Regions from separate parts of the Homo sapiens genome. Here region 2 is linked to region 1. Evidence: chromatin loops called from intact Hi-C (ENCODE). Cell type or tissue: psoas muscle. All regions are shown on one strand. Links, peaks and the distances in the headings refer to the core of each region. The heading gives the core; the rest is flanking DNA.

Region 1 (2,904 bases), core at 255-2,754:
TTCATTAGCTTGGGCATCTTTGTGAAGTTTCGTCTCTTAGATTGCTTAGTTTTAATTAGGAATGGATGCTGGATTTTGCCTAATGCTTTTTCTGCATTTATTGAGATGATCATATGGTTTTTCTTTAATATGATATTATATATGTTATACATAACATACGTTATAATACATTAACATATGAGTAATGTTATATTATTTGAGTGATAATTCTTTTATATTTTTATATTCTGTTTATGGTAAAATACATTGTTTTTTTTGAGACAGGGTCTCACTCTGTTGCCCAGGCTGGAGTTCAGTGGCGCAATTTCAGCAACCTCAACCTCCCTGTCTCAAGTGATCCTTCCACCTCACCTCTGGAGTAGCTGGGACTACACGTGTTCACCACCACCCCCAGCTAATTTTTGTATTTTTTGTAGAGATGGGTCTTGTTATATTGCCCAGGCTGGTCTTGAACTCCTGGGCTCAAGCTATCCACCTGCCGTGGCCTCCCAAAGTGCTAGATTATAGGTGTGAGCTACCATGCCCAGCTATAAATTTATTTTTTAAAATGTTAAATCAGCCTTGCGTTACTGGGATAAACCTCATTTGGTTGTGATATATTACCCTTTTTCTATGTTGTTGAATCTGATTGGCTTTTTTTCAGAATTTTCACATGCATATTCATGAGGGATATCGGTGTATAATTTTCTTTTCTTGTAATGTCTTTGTTAGGTTTTGATAGGGAGGATGGCTTCGGCCCGGGAGGCAGACGTTGCAGTGAGCCGAGATGGTGCCATTGCACTCCAGCCTGGGTGACAGAGCAAGACTCTGTCTCAAAAAAAAAAAAAAAAGGAGATGAGGTCTCAGTATGTTGCCCAGGCTGGTCTCAAACTCCTGAGCTCAAGCGATCTTCCCATCTTGGCCTCCCAGAGTGTTGGGATTACAGGCGTGAGCCACCATGCCTGGCCTAATTTCTTACCTCAAATTCATATCTTGTATGTCCAGACTCTTAAGTGTGGCTGCCACGGTTCTGCCTGTCTGACCCCTGTCTCCCTTTCTAGTCTGTCATCTCTCCATACCCCACTCTCCTCGCCCTATTCATCCTTCATCCTTTCACCCAAATGAGAAACCTGGGTCATTTGTGACTCCTCCTCCCTCCGCAGCTACTGCCCTCCTACCCCTGATGCTGTCCTCATCTCCCAGTACCAGAGCCAGCACACACCCATGACTTCCTACCCTTTGGCACTTGGTGCTGAGTGCTTTGCACATTCAGTCTTCATACCTACCCTATGCCCAGTTGGCCACGGCTCTCCTCTCACAGATGAGGAAACGTGTATGAGGTCATGCAGCTATTAAGAGCAGCACACGACCCAAAGGCAGGTCTGGCTGGCTCCAAACTCTGGGATGCTACTCACTGCACTGTCTTAAATCTCTTTAGTCTTCCAGTGGGACCACTGCAACTATGTCCCCCTCCAACCTGGATTTTCAATGACCTCAGAGTGAGCCTGCTACATCTCACTTGTCTCCGGTTACCCCCAGACTCCATGTGGCCTCTTGGTCTGATCTCTACCTTCATTTTTCATCTCTTGGCATCCAGCTTCCTGTCCCTCACCCTAAGCCGAAGCTACCCCCAGAGTACCGCAGGCCTTTCTGCACCCAGTGCCTTTGCAAATGCTATTTCTTATACCTGGAAAGCCTTCTTCTGGCAAAGTCCTACTCATGCCTGAAAGCCCAATTCAAATAATCAGTGTAATCCTCTCCATGACAGACCTGGCTGTCTAATCTACGTTTTACCTTACAGGCGTGAGCCACTGCACCCGACCTCTGGTTTTTTTTTTTTTTTTTTTGACAGGGTCTTGCTCTGTGGCCCAGGCTGGAGTGGCAGCATCATAGCTCACTGCAACTCCTGGGCTCCAGTGAGCCTCCCAGCTCAGCCTCCCAAGTAGCTGGGACTACAGGCTCATGCCGCCACACCTGTCTAATTTTAAACATTTCCTGTAGAGGACAAAGTCTCGCTATGTTGCCTAGGCTGATCTTGAACTCCTGGCCTCATGTGATCCTCCCACCTCTGCCTCCCGAAGTGTTGGGATTGCAGGCGTTGAGCCATCATGCCCACCTAATTTTTGACCGTTTTTAATGCTGGCCCATGCCCTTCTGGGAGAGAGGATCCCCAAAAGAAAGCCACCATTTCAGTGGGGGATCTGACGCCCCTATGGGAAGGGGAGACACAGGGCACTGGGGGCAAACATCTTTGCTCATTGGTTCAGAGAAGAGTACAAGGCATCAACGAAGCGCTCCGTAAAAATGTGCTGAAGACTGCCGCTCCTCCCTGCAAAGCCTCAAGCATCAAGGAGGGACAACTGGATGTGATTTTTTGGATCTGCAGTTCAGGATAATTCATGAGTCGTTTCCTGTGCACAAGGCCATTGCTCCTTCTGTGGTCTCAGAACCCCTTCAAGAACCACTGACTCTGCAGTCCCTACTCCAAGGCGCGCATGCGTGTCCGTGAGAGCACATGGGTGTGCACCGCGCAGGGGCTGAGGCTGGGAGCCGTAGTCAGGGGCACCGGGTGGGCTTTGGCGGCGGGTCGACCTGCCTTTCAGGTGCCGGGGGTTTGGGAGCAGGGGAACGGGCCCTGGGCGGATTCCTGACCGCCCCCTTCGCGCCCCTCCCCCTCTCACTTTCGCTTTCCCCGCCTGCCCCAACCCTCGCCCCCGGGCGCTCGGCCGCTCCCACCTGTCACCCCCATGCAGACCGAGGCTCTGTCCTGGAGGCGGGGAGCGGGCTGGTGGATGCTGCCTCTCCGCCTCCAGTGTGCTCTTTGGCTGAGGGACTGGTGGGCGCTGGAAATATTAGAGGCGCCGGTGCCTGTGATGTCGCCGCCTCTGTGACGTCCCCGCCGCGACCCCACAGGCAGGGAGCCGC
Region 2 (2,904 bases), core at 230-2,729, 51 kb after region 1:
TCAGCCTCCCAAAGCACTGGGATTACAGGCACGAGCCACCGTGCCCAGCCTCCATTTATAATCTTAACTGGCAACCACATCCTCATTGGAGGCTGGCTAAGCCTCCTTTTCCTCCCAACCCTCCTGGCTATCCCTAGTATGGACCAGAAACACCTACCTTTTAATTCTGGCCCAGTAAAAGGAAACTTTAATGTCAGTAGAAGGTGGGTGGTAGATTTTGGCTACAATAATTCTTTGCACTTACAGGGGCCACCATCCAGATATGACATCATGACATCATGCTTCACCCACAAGGAAGAGCCTCTCACTGAGAGGAGCCAGGCAGATCAGCTAGGATAACACCCAGAGTATGCATGCACCTCCTGCACAGAAGAAAGATGCAGAAGAGCTTCGTGCACTGTGGGTTTGGACCCCTGTAATCAATCATTGAAAGTTACTAAATACCCACTCTAGGTGAGATACTGCTTGGCTAGGTAGGAAAGTGCCCTAAAGGTGTGGGCAACCTTTGAGACTTCCTGGTAATTGTATTTTCTTATCAACCTTGACCTCCTTTTGATTACATGAACCTCATGGTATAAGACAGCGTCCAACAAATAGCTTTCTGTTTACTTTTTCTTAGACCCAGGGCAGCAGCTGCTGTGGCTCCACCCTTCCCAGGCCTGGCAGAGCTTGCAGAAAGGCTGAGAGTGATAGGGTTGTGGTAGGGGAATAAAAGGAGAAGCTAGTTTAAAAAAAAAAATCCTGCTTCAGGATTAGTTCCTTCGTTCCCTGGCAGCAGAGTACAGTGAAGAGTCTGGGTTTTATAGTTCAGGCTCTGCCATTAACTAGCTGTGTGGCCTTGGGCAACCCACTTGGCTTTCTTGGGCCACCATTTTCTCTTCTGCATTTTCTCACTGCAAAAAATGTGAATGATCATGTCCAGGCTATAATCCTAACAGCTCTTTCTGGACAGTGAGGTTAAGGTTATTTAGCCATGCCAGCAGGAGGTGACTACTGGTTGGTCCAGACTGATGGGGTATGGGTACAGGGGCTGGGTTGGTAGTCTGCCAGAGACAGGGAACGAGATTATTTGCAAGAGCTGCAGCTTCATTAAAGTCAAGCCCTCCTTGTAGTTGGTCCTGGACATTGCTTATAGATGTCCCTGACCATAATCGGTCAAGTTCAACACCAACTGCACTAGTCCAGAACAGTGTCTGAAGAAAATCTCTGCGTTAATGGACACCTGATAGTGGCTTTAGCAGAAAGAGCGTCAGGAGAAGCTGTAGTAACCAGAACCTGGGAGGGAGGGATGGCTCAGGAGTACCCCCTGCTGCTTCTTTCTTGGTACAAATCCTGGTCCTAGAAGTGTAGACAACTGAGATGGTGGCAGGCTTGGGATTCCTAAAGCTTTCTGAAATCCAGGGTTTAATCTAGCCTTTACAATCGCTGGAGCTCTGCAGAGACTCCAACTCAGGTGGCTGAAAAGGAGGCAGGTGGAAAAGCGTTCCTAAAAGGTTTTTCACACCAAAATAGGGCTTGTCTCTCTGCTCTCTGCCAAGGGATTTCCCAGCTCCCCAGGGCCAAAGCTCCCCTCCTGCTTCTTTGCTGACTGTCACTGGAAGCAGGCCATTTTCCACCCTCAGGGTGGCTGGACTTAGGAGTCAGTGACACTGCTGATCTGGGCTCTGTGCCCCGTCCACGATCCCCCCTCCGCTGTCAGCCCACTGGCCCCAGAAGCCTCCTGTTTACCTCCTGCCCCCTGCCTCCATAGCCCTGGGGCTGGGATGAGGCTGATTTGTGGCAGAGGGCTCCTCACGAAGGTCTGCTCAGGACTTTCTCTGCAACTGTGCTGGGGAATAAATCGCCTGTCACCTACACCCCTGCATGGGTGACTCACCTTCCAGAGAAAGTGCTCTGCTCACCTAAGCAAAGCTGCTTGGAAAATGACTAAGGCACCTATCAAATGCACTCTGTGGGGCCAACCAGTTATGGAGCAAGGTCCAGGCACACTCTGCCTCTCACCTCCAGCCTGAAGTCAAGTGCAGAGCTGCCACGCCAGGCCTGCTGGTTTCATTTTCATCTGAACCGAGCTCCACATGAGGCTTGACATCCGGTGATCTATTTTTTCTAAAAACTAGCTTCACTTTAGAAATGACTCTTCGGCCATCAAGTCAGCTTCCCCAAGAGAAAACAAAATGTTATTTAAAGGGAACAGTAGCCTGGTGAGAGCCTATATTTTTGTTTTGTATTAAGGTGAAAAAAGACTTTAAAATATAACATGAAACTTTTTTTTTCCCTTGTGAGATTAAAACAAACGTTTTTCTTTCAAGAGATGGGGTCTCGCTATGTTGCCCATAGCTACTTGACCTCCTGGGCTCAAGTGATCCTCCCGCCTCAGCCTCTCAAGTAGCTGGGACTAAAGAAACACACGTCACCATTCCAGGCTTCTTGTGAGATTTAAAGGGGAATCTGCAAGTCCTTGACTGCAGATCGTGGGCCCCCAGACAGAGTCTCAGAGAGAAGCTGACAAAGACATCTTTACGAGGGGGAAAGGGTGGTGAGCTGGGGATGCCATGTGGTAGTGGGAACCTCATCCCACAGAACCAAATGTTCCCTCCTGTTCCCCCAAAGAACAAGTCCTTGCTGATCTACATGCCATACAGTATTTTCCCTTTCCTCACCTCCAGGATTAATGCAGGAACCTACTTGATCACGTGTGGGACACAGGAAGCCCCTAGACAGGCCTAGCTGTGTCTCCAGCTCAGAGTTAGGATTGTCAACTGGGCAGAGCCTGGACCTTTGTAGCCTCATTTGGAGTATGGTGAGGGCAGTATATAGTGTAAGACAGGGAGAACCCGAGAGCTGAAGCTTTTAGACTGAAGGACTGTCCCCCTAAAGGTCCTACTGAGAAAATGACTCTGGCCT

The links. Peaks named below come from ENCODE experiments on the same cell type or tissue, not always from the same donor. Only the 100,000 strongest peaks of a DNase experiment are listed, where the experiment ranks them.
Region 2: a loop joins it to region 1, with 2.5 times the contacts of the local background. A loop is called at or near these places in 66 of 110 quality-filtered maps.

What each region holds. Positions count from the first base shown.
Region 1 is chr17:45,259,289-45,262,192 of GRCh38, forward strand. SPATA32 (spermatogenesis associated 32) reads right to left here and starts at 2,806. Exons shown (of 5, transcript NM_152343.3): 1 at 2,716-2,806. The coding sequence starts at 2,728. The region is part of intron 2 of MAP3K14-AS1 (MAP3K14 antisense RNA 1); the gene reads left to right. RefSeq lists silencers at 2,450-2,569, 2,640-2,689 and enhancers at 2,638-2,904, 2,720-2,809. In psoas muscle, for the core only: no CTCF peak of the experiment used is centred there; DNase peaks (open chromatin) are centred at 1,273 and 2,603; H3K4me3 peaks cover 549 bases; H3K27ac peaks cover 2,152 bases.
Region 2 is chr17:45,310,284-45,313,187 of GRCh38, forward strand. All of the region lies in intron 1 of MAP3K14 (mitogen-activated protein kinase kinase kinase 14), which reads right to left. Among named protein-coding and RNA genes, the nearest start is that of MAP3K14, 5.3 kb to the right of the region's middle. In psoas muscle, for the core only: a CTCF peak has its summit at 1,278 (motif pointing left); DNase peaks (open chromatin) are centred at 658 and 2,008; H3K4me3 peaks cover 2,500 bases; H3K27ac peaks cover 2,500 bases.